2 separate regions of the Homo sapiens genome follow, and region 2 is linked to region 1. A link is an interaction called in ENCODE POLR2A ChIA-PET data of the cell type or tissue named here. Cell type or tissue: GM12878. All regions are shown on one strand. Links, peaks and the distances in the headings refer to the core of each region. The heading gives the core; the rest is flanking DNA.

Region 1 (5,380 bases), core at 121-5,120:
ACTCTGGAGGCTGAGGCAGGAGAATGGCGTGAATCCGGGAGGCAGAGCTTGAAATGAGTCAAGATCACTGCACTCCAGCCTGGGCGACAGAGCCAGACTCCATCTCAAAAAACAAACAAACAAACAAACAAAACACACACACAAAAAAAAAAACAGAAAAAAAGAAAACTGATAATCTCTCAAATTAGTGAAGCTGGACCCTTACATTATACCATATATAAAAATTAACTCAAAATGGATCAAAGACCTAAATGTAAGAGCTAGAAAGCAAAAACATAAGGGAGAAAACTTCATGACACTGAATTTGGCAATGATTCCTTGGATATGACATCAAAGGTACAGGAAACCAAAGCAAAAAATACGAGAATATGCACGACAATTTTATCAAAGTTAAAAACTCCTGGCCGCATGCAGTGGCTCACACCTGTAATCCCAGCACTCTGGGAAGCTGAGGCAGGTGGATCACCTGAGGTCAGGAGTTCGAGACCAGCCTGGCCAACATGGTAAAACACCATCTCTATTAAAAACACAAAATTAGCCAGGCATGGTGGTGCATGTTTGTAATCCCAGCTACGTGGGAAGCTGAGGCAGGAGAACTGCTTGAACACCCAGGAGGCAGAGGCTGCAGTAAGCCGAGATTGTGTCACTGCAATCCAGCCTGGGCGACAGAGCGAGACTCTGTCTCGAAAAAAAGAAAGAAAGAAAATAATAAAAATTAGAAATAAAAATAAACACTCCTGTGAAGCTGGTGTGGTGGCACACACCTGTAGTCCCAGCTACTTGGGAGGCTGAGGTGGGAGGATCACCTGAGCCCAAGAGTTCGATGCCAGCTTGGGCAACACAGCAAGACCCCACTACTTAAAACAAAAAAACTTCTGTGTTGCAGGAGAAAATATTTCCAAATCATTTATCTGGTGAGGGCTTAATATCCATAATACATAAAGAACTCCTACAACTCAATAACAAAAAAAAAAAACCTGGTTAAAAAATCGACAAGGGATGTGAACAGACGTTTCTCCAAAGAAGATATATAAAGTGTCAATAAACACATAAAAAGATGCTCAACACCACTAATCATTAGGGAAATGCAAATTGGAACCACAATGACCTATCACTTCATATCCATTAGAATGGCTACCATAAAAAAAATGGTAATTGTTAGCCAGGTTGTGGAGAAATGGAACTCTTGTGCACTACTTGTGGGAATGTAAAATGGTGAAAACTCTATGGGAAACAGTATGGCAGTCCCTCAAAAAAAAACAAAAAACAAAAACACACACAGACAAAAACACACACAAAAAACACAGAGTTACTATATAATCCAGTGATTCCACTTATGGGTATACATCCAAAAGAACTGAAAGCAGTAACTGGAGTATTAATATATAAATGTTCATAACAATATTATTCACAATAGCCAGAAGGTAGAAGCAACTTAAGGTTTCCATGGATGGATGAATGGATCAACAAAATGTTTGGCTTTTGTGTATGTGTATGTGTATGTGTGTGTGTGTATGTATGTATGTATGTATGTATGTATGTATATATATATCCTGACTTCAGGTGATCCATCCGCCTCGGCCTCCCAAAGTGCTGGGGTTACAGGCAAGAGCCACCACGCCCAGCCTACTTACTTATTTATTTGAGATGGAGTCTCCCTCTGTTGCCCAGGCTGGAGTGCAGTGGCACAATCTTGGCTCACTGCAACCTCTGCCTCCCAGGTTCAAGCGATTCTCCCTAGTAGCTGGGACTACAGTCGCATGCTACCAGACTTGGCTAACGTTTTTGTATTTTTGGTAAAGACAGGATTTCACCATATTGGTCAGGCTGGTCTGGAACTCCTGACCTCAGGTGATCCATCCATCTCGGCCTCCCAAAGTGCTGGGATTATACGCGTGAGCCACTGCGCCTGGCCCTGCTTATTTGAGACAGGGTCTCACGGTCACTTAGGCTGGAATGCAGTGGTGTGATCACAGATCCCTGTAGCTTCAACCTCAACCTCCTGAGCTTAAGCGATCCTCCAACCTCAGCCTCCCAAGTAGCTGGGACTACAGACTCACGCCACCATGCCTGGCTAATTTTTGTATTTTTTGTAGAGATGGAGTTTCACCATGTTGCCCAGGCTGGTCTTGAACTCCTGGGCTCAAGCGATCCACCCACCTTGGCCTCCCAAAGTGCTGGGATTACAGCAGGCATGAGCCACGATGCCTGGCCTAGTAAATTTTATGCTGTGTACTTTACAAAAATTTTCTTAAAAAGTTTTAAGTAGGCCAGACACAGTGGCTCACGCCTATAATCCTAGCGCTTTGGGAGGCCAAGGCGGGCGGATCACGAGGTCAGGAGATTGAGACCATCCTGGCTAACACGGTGAAACCCTATCTCTACTAAAAATACAAAAAATTAGCCTGGAGTGGTGGCAGGTGCCTGTAGTCACAGCTGCTCAGGAGGCTGAGGTAGGAGAATGGCTGAGGCCAGGAGGCGGAGCTTACAGTCAGCCGAGATCGCGCCACTGCACTCCAGCCTGGGCCACAGAGTGAGACTCTTGTCTCGAAAAAAAAAAAAATTAATAAGTTCTTAGAGATTCAAAAATCCTTATTATAAATACTGTCTATTTCCTCTATTTGCACTGTCTTCCTATTGTGACGACACAATCTACTACAGACTCTAGATTACCATTTCAAGAATCAGAAACTTGAATGAAGAGGAGGTTAAAGAAAAAGAAATCAGCCGGGGGCAGTGGCTCATGCCTATAATCCTAGCACTTTGGGAAGTCAAAACAGGGGTATTGCTTGAGTACCAGCCAGCATGGGCAACATGGCAAGACCCATCTCTACAAAAAGTAATTTTAAAAAATTAGCCAGGCATGGTGGTGTGCACCTGTGATAAGCTGAGGTGGGAAGAATGCTTGGGGCCTGGAAGGTCAAGGCTGCAGTGAGCTGTGATCGTTGTCACTGCACTCCAGCCTAGGCGACAGAGAAAAACCATGTCTGGCAGGGGCAAAAGAAAAAAAGAGAAAAGAAAAAAAAAAAAAGGCAGTTTGCTCTCAAAACCCTCAAAATTGAAAAAAAATCTAGAGCTGCAAATTTAGATACAATTCATAACAATGTCAAAGAGAAAACGTTGTCACTTTTCTGCCTGATTGAATTTTCACAGAATGTGTGAACACGGCTCACTGCAGCCCTGACTTTCAAGGCTCAAGTGATTTTCTCACCTTAGACTACAGGCACGCAACACCATGCCCAGCTAATTTTAAAATTTTTTGTACAGACAGGGTCTTGCCATGTTGCCAGTGCTGGTCTCAAACACCTGGGCTCAAGCAATCCTCCTGCCTTGGCCTCCCAAATGCTAGGATTACAGGTTTGAGTCACTGCACACAGCCAGTTTTAATAATTAATTGTAAGAAAATTAGTTCAATAATTGAGGTCAGGCACGATGGCTCACGCCTGCAGTCTCAGCACTTTGGGAGGCTGAAGCAGGTAGATCGCTTGAGCCCAGGAGTTTAAGACCAGCCTGGGCAATGAGGTGAAACTCTGTCTCTACAAAAAATTAGCCAAGTGTGGTAGCACGTGACTGTAGTTACAGTTACTCAGAAGGCTGAGGTGGGAAGACCAATTGAGCCTGGAAGGTTGAGGCTGCAGTGAGCCACAGCACTCTAGTCTGGGTGGCAGAGTGAGATTCTGTCTCAAAAAATAAAAATAAAAATAAATATCCAAACAAAACCTATTGATATAGTTTGGATATTTGTCCTCTCCAAATCTCATGCTGCAATGTAATTCCCAGTGTTGGCGGTGGAGCCTGGGGAGAGGTGTTTGGATCCTGGGGGCAAATCGCTCATGAATGGCTTAGTGCCACCCCATTGGTGATGACTGAGTTCATGTGAGAGCTGGTTGTTTTAAGTGTTTTGGCTGGGCGTGGTGGCTCATGCCTGTAATCCCAGCACTTTGGGAGGTCAGGTGCACAGATGATCCGAGGTTGGGAGTTCGAGACCAGCCTGACCAACATGGAGAAACCCCGTCTCTACTAAAATTACAAAATTAGCTGGGTGTGGTGGCACATGCCTGTAATCCCAGCTACTTGGGAGGCTGAGGCAGGAGAATCACTTGCACCCGGGAGGTGGAGGTTGCAGTGAGCCAACATCGTGACATTGCACTCCAGCCCGGGTAACAAGAGCGAAACTCTGTCTCAAAGAAAAAAAAAAAAAGTGTTTTAAGGCTGGATGCAGTGGCTCATGCCTTTAACCCCAGCAATTTGGGAGGCCAAGGCGGGTGGATCACTTGAGCCCAGGAATTCCAGACCAGCCTGGCCAACATGGCAAAAGTCTATCTGTATTAAAAACACAAATATTAGCTGGGCATGGTGGCACGTGCCTGTAATCCCAGCTACTCAGGAGGCTGAGGCATGAGGGCACGAGAAGTGCTTAAACCCGGGAGGTGGAGGTTGCAGTGAGCCAAGATTGCACCATTGTACTCCAGCTTGGGCGACAGTCTCCAAAAAAAAAAAAAAAAAAAAAAAAAAAGTGTTTTTTGGCCGGGTGCGTGGCTCACGCCTGTAATCCCAACACTTTAGGAGGCCGAGGGCAGATCATGAGGTCAGGAGTTCGAGACCAGCCTGGCCAACACAGTGAAACACCATCTCACTAAAAATACAAAAACTAGCCAGGCGTGATAGCACGCACCTGTAGTCCCAGCTACTCAGGAGGATGAGGCAGGAGAATCGCTTGAACCCAGCAGGCGGAGGCTGCAGTGAGCCAAGATTGTGCCATTGCACACCAGCCTGCTCAACAGTGTGAGACTGTCTCAAACAAAGTGTTTTAAAAGTATGTGGCAACTTCCCTGCTCTCTGTTGCTTCCACTCTATTTTCTACCCTCATGATGTGAAACAGGCTCCTCTTTCATCTTCTGCTGTGATCATAAGCTCCCTGAGGCCTCACCAGAAATTGAGCTGATGTTGGCACCACACTTCCTATACAGCCTGAAGAATCAGAAGCCAAATGGAACCTCTTTTCCTTATAAATTACTCAGTTTCAGGTATTCCTTTATGGCAATGCAAAAACAGCCTACCACACCTATTTTTCTAACCCTAAATACTATAGACCAGGAGTAGGGGGTCAAGTCTGTAATCTTAGCACTTCAGGAGGCCAAGGTGGAAGGATCACTTGAGGCCAGGTGCTTGAGACCAGCTTGGGCAACATAGCAAGACCCCATCTCTACAATAAGTAAATAAATAAAATAAATTTCAAGATTTATTATTATTATTATTATTATTATTTTACTGAGATGGGAGTCTCGCTCTGTAGCCCAGGCTGCAGTGCAGTGAGGCGATCTCGGCTCACTGCAACCTCTGCCCCTCCAGGTTTAAGCGATTCTCTGCCTCAGCCTCC
Region 2 (5,380 bases), core at 294-5,293, 72 kb before region 1:
TATTTCCTCCCCTGCCCCCCCCCCCCAGAATCATATTCTTGAAGTGCTTATCTTTTTATTGCTCACCATATACTTATTGTAGTCATCAAATATTTTAGATATTACCCTTGGGTACATTAAATATACTAGGATTATGCAGTTACACCACAGTAGCTTAACTTTTCCTATCCAAACTCTCATTTTCTGAACTCAGCTACATGAGGATACTTTTTGAGATGGAGTCTTTCTCTGTTGCCCAGGCTAAAGTGCAGTGGCGCGATCTCGGCTTACTGCAACCTCCGCCTCCTGGGTTCAAACCATTCTCCTGCCTCAGCCTCCTGAGTAGCTGGATTATAGGCACCTGCCACCATGCCTAGCTGATTTTTGTATTTTTAGTAGAGATGTGGTTTCACCATCTTGACCAGGCTGGTCTTGAACTCCTGACCTCGTGATCCACCCGCCTTGGCCTCCCAAAGTGCTGGGATTACAGCCGTGAGCCACCATGCCCGCCCGACGTTACATTTTTAGATCAATCTCTTGCTATCTAAACTCTTTCTGCTTGGTGTTTGAAACACAGCATGTCAGTGGATTCAGGTAACAAGTTACCTCTTATTATCAAAACTCTTAGAATCCAGATACCAATAGATTAGAATATTGTGGGATCCTTGTGTAAAATTAAGCAGTCTTGACTTAAACAAACTTACATAGAAAAATGCATATTGCCATAGACATTGAGTTACATTGAGAGTTAGATTTTATTTTTCAAGTACTATTTGTGCTTTATATTTTTATTATTGCAATTTTTTTCCCCCCAAGACAGAGTTTTGCTCTTGTTGCCCAGGCTGGAGTACAATGGTGCAATTTCGGCTATTCTCCTGCCTCAGCCTCCTGAGTAGCTGGGATTACAGGCATGGGCCACCATGCCTGGCTAATTTTGTATTTTTAGTAGAGACAGGGTTTCTCCATGTTGGTCAGGCTGGTCTTGAACTCCCAACCTCAGGTGATCCACCCGTCTCGGCCTCCCAAAGTAGTGAGATTACAGGCGTGAGGCACCGTGCCGGGCTTGCAATTACTATTTTGAGATAAGATCTCCCTCTGTCACCCAGGCTGGAGTCCAGTGGCATAATCTCTGCTTACTGTAGCCTCAACCTCCCAGGCTTAAGCAATCCTCCCACCTCAGCCTCCCAAGTAGCTGGGACTACAGGCACAAGCCACCATGCCCGGCTAATTTTTTAAATTATTTGTAGAGATGGGATCTCACTATGTTGCCGGGGATTGTTTGGAACTCCTGGGCTCAAGCGATCCTCCCGCTTTAGCCTCCTAAAGTGCTGCGATTACAGGCGTGAGCCACTGTTCCCAGCCTTTGCTTTTTAATGAGCATTTATTGAGCACATTATATATGCTATACACCATGGTAGGTACCAGGCACAGTCACTCTCCTCAAGGAGCTTACTTTCCTAATGTGATGTAAGCAGTTAACTGGAAGCCCTCAAATCCAGACTCCTTTAAAATACTTTCAAAACACTCTTTTCTAATAGAGATCATTAATATTTAAGGAATTTGTGTTTATAGAATTGTTTTGTGCTTTTTTAGGAAATTAATTCTGATCAGGCTACCCAGGGCAACATCAGCAGTGACCGAGGAAAGAAAAGAACAGTAACAGCAGCTGGTGCAGAGAATATCCAACAAAAAACAGATGAGAAAGTAGATGAATCGGGACCTCCCGCCCCTTCCAAACCCAGGAGAGGACGTCGACCCAAGTCTGAATCTCAGGGCAATGCTACCAAAAATGATGATCTAAATAAACCTATTAACAAGGGAAGGAAGAGAGCTGCAGTGGGTCAGGAGAGCCCTGGGGGTTTGGAAGCAGGTAATGCCAAAGCACCCAAACTGCAAGATTTAGCCAAAAAGGCAGCACCAGCAGAAAGACAAATTGACTTACAAAGGTAATGTACGCCATTCTTCCTCAAGTGGGAATTTAGACATTTTGTTTTATTCGTAGTATATTCTTAGTGCCAGTCACCCCAAACACCTAAGCATTTGAGAGAGAAACCTGCATCTGGTTTTCCTGGGTCCGTTTATAATAGCATCTGTTATTATCTCATAACTTCCAGTTTTAAGGCACAAATTTGAAGAAAAATCTTTTTTCTTTGTGTAATTTTTATTTAGGATATGGTATTTTGATATTTCTATTTTTATTAACAAGACAAATATTTCTTTTGCTTAGTGCCTTTCAAGTGGTTGCAGAGGTTTACATAAAATAAGGGCTACCTTTTGGATACAAGGTCCCAGAAATGGAGAAAACAGTCACGAAATGTCAATAGGTAATAGGTCCCACTCTTTAATTCTTCGTGTTATAGTTAATTCTAACACAGGTCAACAACTTACATCTTCCCCACCCTGCCCAGAAAAACAACTTACCAAACTGTTCATCTTTGATCATTCTTGTGCTGAGATTTCAGACTTTTCCTGTTGGAAATCTAGAAGGTGGCTCCTTTCACCTTGGCCTTAGAACTTAACTCATCCTCCTTTTTTCCTTACATACCTAACTCATTTACCCCTGAATTAGACTGTAGGCATTTGAGTTTCTTCTAGGGAAGAGTCCCAGATTTGATCAGCTCAGGATACCCCCACTATCCTGCTTCAGTATTTTTATAAAACTCAATGTCAGGCCATGCTCAGTGGCTCATGCCTGTAATCCCAACACTTTGGGAGGCCTAGGTGGGTGGATCACCTGAGGTCAGGAGTTCAAGACCAGCCTGACCAACATGGTGAAACCCCATCTCTACTAAAAAAAAAAAAAAAAAAAAAAGGAAATGCAAAAAGTTAGCCAGGTGTGGTGGTGCATGCCTGTAATCCCAGCTACTCAGGAGGCTGAGGCAGGAGAATGACTTGAACCCAGGAGGCAGAGGTTGCAGTGAGCCAAGATTGCGACACTGCACTCCAGCCTGGGTGACAGAAGGAGACTGTGTCTCAAAAAAAAAAAAAAAAGTTACTGAAGCATGTGTGTAAAAACATTTAAAATATTATCATTTATGAGCTGGGCCCAGTGACTCTCGCCTGTAATCCCAACACTTTGGGAGGCCACGGCGGGTAGATCACGTGAGGTCAGGAGTTTGAGACCAACGTGGCCAACATGGTGAAACCCCATCTCTACTAAAAATACAAAAAAAAAAAAAAAAAAAATAGAAAAAAATCCCGGGTGTGGTCGTGGGCATGGGCACCTGTAATCCCAGCTACTCAGGAGGCTGAGACAGAAGAATCACTTGAGCCCAGGAGGCAGAGGTTGCAGTGAGCAGAGATTGCGCCATTGCACTCCAGCCTGGGCGACAAAGCGAGACTCCATCTCAAAAAAAACAAAAAAATTAGCATTTACGGAATTCTGAAATTTTGGGCTATTAAATTTCTACATCATCTAAGTGCCCTCTTGGCAATCTTTCACATCCTCTCATGGCATCTGATCCAGAAGGCTCAAACCTGATCTGAGTACTAGTGTGTTCCTCCTACTCACTTCTGTTTCTATTAACTAATAAGTGTAGTAATGAAAGCCAGTATTAGGGACAAATTTTACATGACTTTCTTCTCAAACCTGGACCTTTATTGAACCTCTGCCTCCCTTTTTCATTAGTATGAAAGTATGTATCTTAAAGGGTTGCTCTACGAATTAAATGGATCAGTAAATATAAAGAAAGCGCCTAGCAAAGTGCCTAGTACAAAATAAACGCCCAACTGTTATTGTTACTATTGTTTTAAATTCTAGTTTCCTTACCCCTTAACATACATTTTCAGTTATACAAAAGTTGAACGTTTCCCTGGAGATTGCCAAAATTCTCTGAACGGTTTCAAGAGATCTGTCCTATTCTTCACCTACACACAAAAAAGTACTAATCATCACACACAGGCTACCTAAGCCACCTGACCTTACCTCCCATTAGCTGTCCCTGTACCATCTAACTAAAATGTACAGATACATACTTGTGGCCAGGCACGGTGGCTCACGCCTGTAATCACAGCACTTTGGGAGGCCAAGGCAGGCGGATCACCTGAGGTCAGGAGTTTCAGACTAGTCTGGCCAACATGGAGAAACCCCATTTCTACTAAAAATGCAAAAATTAGCTGGGCTTGGTGGTGCACACCTGTAGTGCCAGCTACTCGCGAGACTGAGGCAGGAGAATTGCTTGAACCCGGGAGGCGGGGGTTGCAGTGAGCCGAGATCCGGCCACTACACTCCAGCCTGGGAAACAGAGCGATACTCTGTCTCAAAAAAACAGAAAGACAAAAAAACGGATACATGCTGGAACCCTGAAAACTTTTTCAGTAGCATTTAGACCTTCTCTCATATACAGCATTGTAAAATCCATTGCTTTGCTTTTAGCTGCACTATGTGCCCCAATATCATCAAATGGCATTTGGCCTTCTCTTTACAGACTGAAAAGGCACATTACAGATCTTAAATATGCTAGTAGTAGATCAATGGGCAGTGTGTTATTCAGAATACAGTATTCTGTGATGGTTTTCTAATCTCAGTGACAGTAGGTGGTTAAATTAAATGTTTATGGCCAGGTGCGGTGGCTCACACCTATAATCCCAGCACTTTGGGAGGCCAAGCCAAGGTGGGCAGATCTTTTAAGGTCAGGAGTTCAAGATCAGCCTGACCAATATGGTGAAAGCCTGTCTCCACTGAAAATACAAAAAATTAGCTGGGTGTGGTGGCGCACCCCTGTAATCTCAGCTACCCGGGAGGTAGAGTTTGCAGTGAGCAGAGATTGTGCCACTGCACTCCAGTCTGGACGACAGAGTGAGACTCCATCTCAAAAATAAAAATATAAATTAAATACAAAATTAGTCGGGCATGATGTTGTGTGCCTGTACTCAGGGAGCTGAGGTGGGAGGATTGCTTGAGCCTGGGGCTGAGGTTAGCGGGAATAGGCTTTAGTGTTTAATGGGGATGGAGTTTCAATCGGGGAACGTGAGAAAGTTCTAGAGATGGATGGTGGTAATGGTTGTACACAATATAAATAATTGGCCACTTCAGAAAGGTCATGGAAAACTGGAGTTAAGAGATAAAAATAGAAACTTTCTCAACATAAGCTCCATCAACTTCAAGACACTTTTTGTAAGCAATGATAGAAGCCATTTAGTCCATCCCCAAAGAACTGAGGGTCCTGTGAGTTTAACCATTTCAAACAGTCTTTTTTTCATTAGTGACCAAAGAAAAATTGGCACTCTTTAAAAATTTTTTTAAGATTAAGAAGCAAAAAGAAGTCAGAAGGAGCCAAATCAGTACTGTAAGCTGGATGCCTAATGATTTCCCATGGGAACTCTTGCAGAATTGCCCTTGTCTGATGAGAGGAATGAGCGAGAACATTGTCATGGTGGAGGAGGACTCTCTGGTGAAGCT

The links. Peaks named below come from ENCODE experiments on the same cell type or tissue, not always from the same donor. Only the 100,000 strongest peaks of a DNase experiment are listed, where the experiment ranks them.
Region 2: POLR2A ChIA-PET joins it to region 1 with 7 read pairs; 5 of 35 experiments call an interaction of 5 or more read pairs at or near these places.

Annotation. Positions count from the first base shown.
Region 1 is chr4:39,762,073-39,767,452 of GRCh38, reverse strand. All of the region lies in intron 4 of UBE2K (ubiquitin conjugating enzyme E2 K), which reads right to left. Among named protein-coding and RNA genes, the nearest start is that of UBE2K, 67 kb to the right of the region's middle. RefSeq lists a silencer at 3,227-3,276. In GM12878, for the core only: no CTCF peak of the experiment used is centred there; DNase peaks (open chromatin) are centred at 3,172 and 3,502; H3K27ac peaks cover 1,869 bases.
Region 2 is chr4:39,834,401-39,839,780 of GRCh38, reverse strand. PDS5A (PDS5 cohesin associated factor A) reads left to right here. Exons shown (of 33, transcript NM_001100399.2): 32 at 1,573-1,925. Among named protein-coding and RNA genes, the nearest start is that of UBE2K, 140 kb to the right of the region's middle. In GM12878, for the core only: no CTCF peak of the experiment used is centred there; no DNase peak of the experiment used is centred there.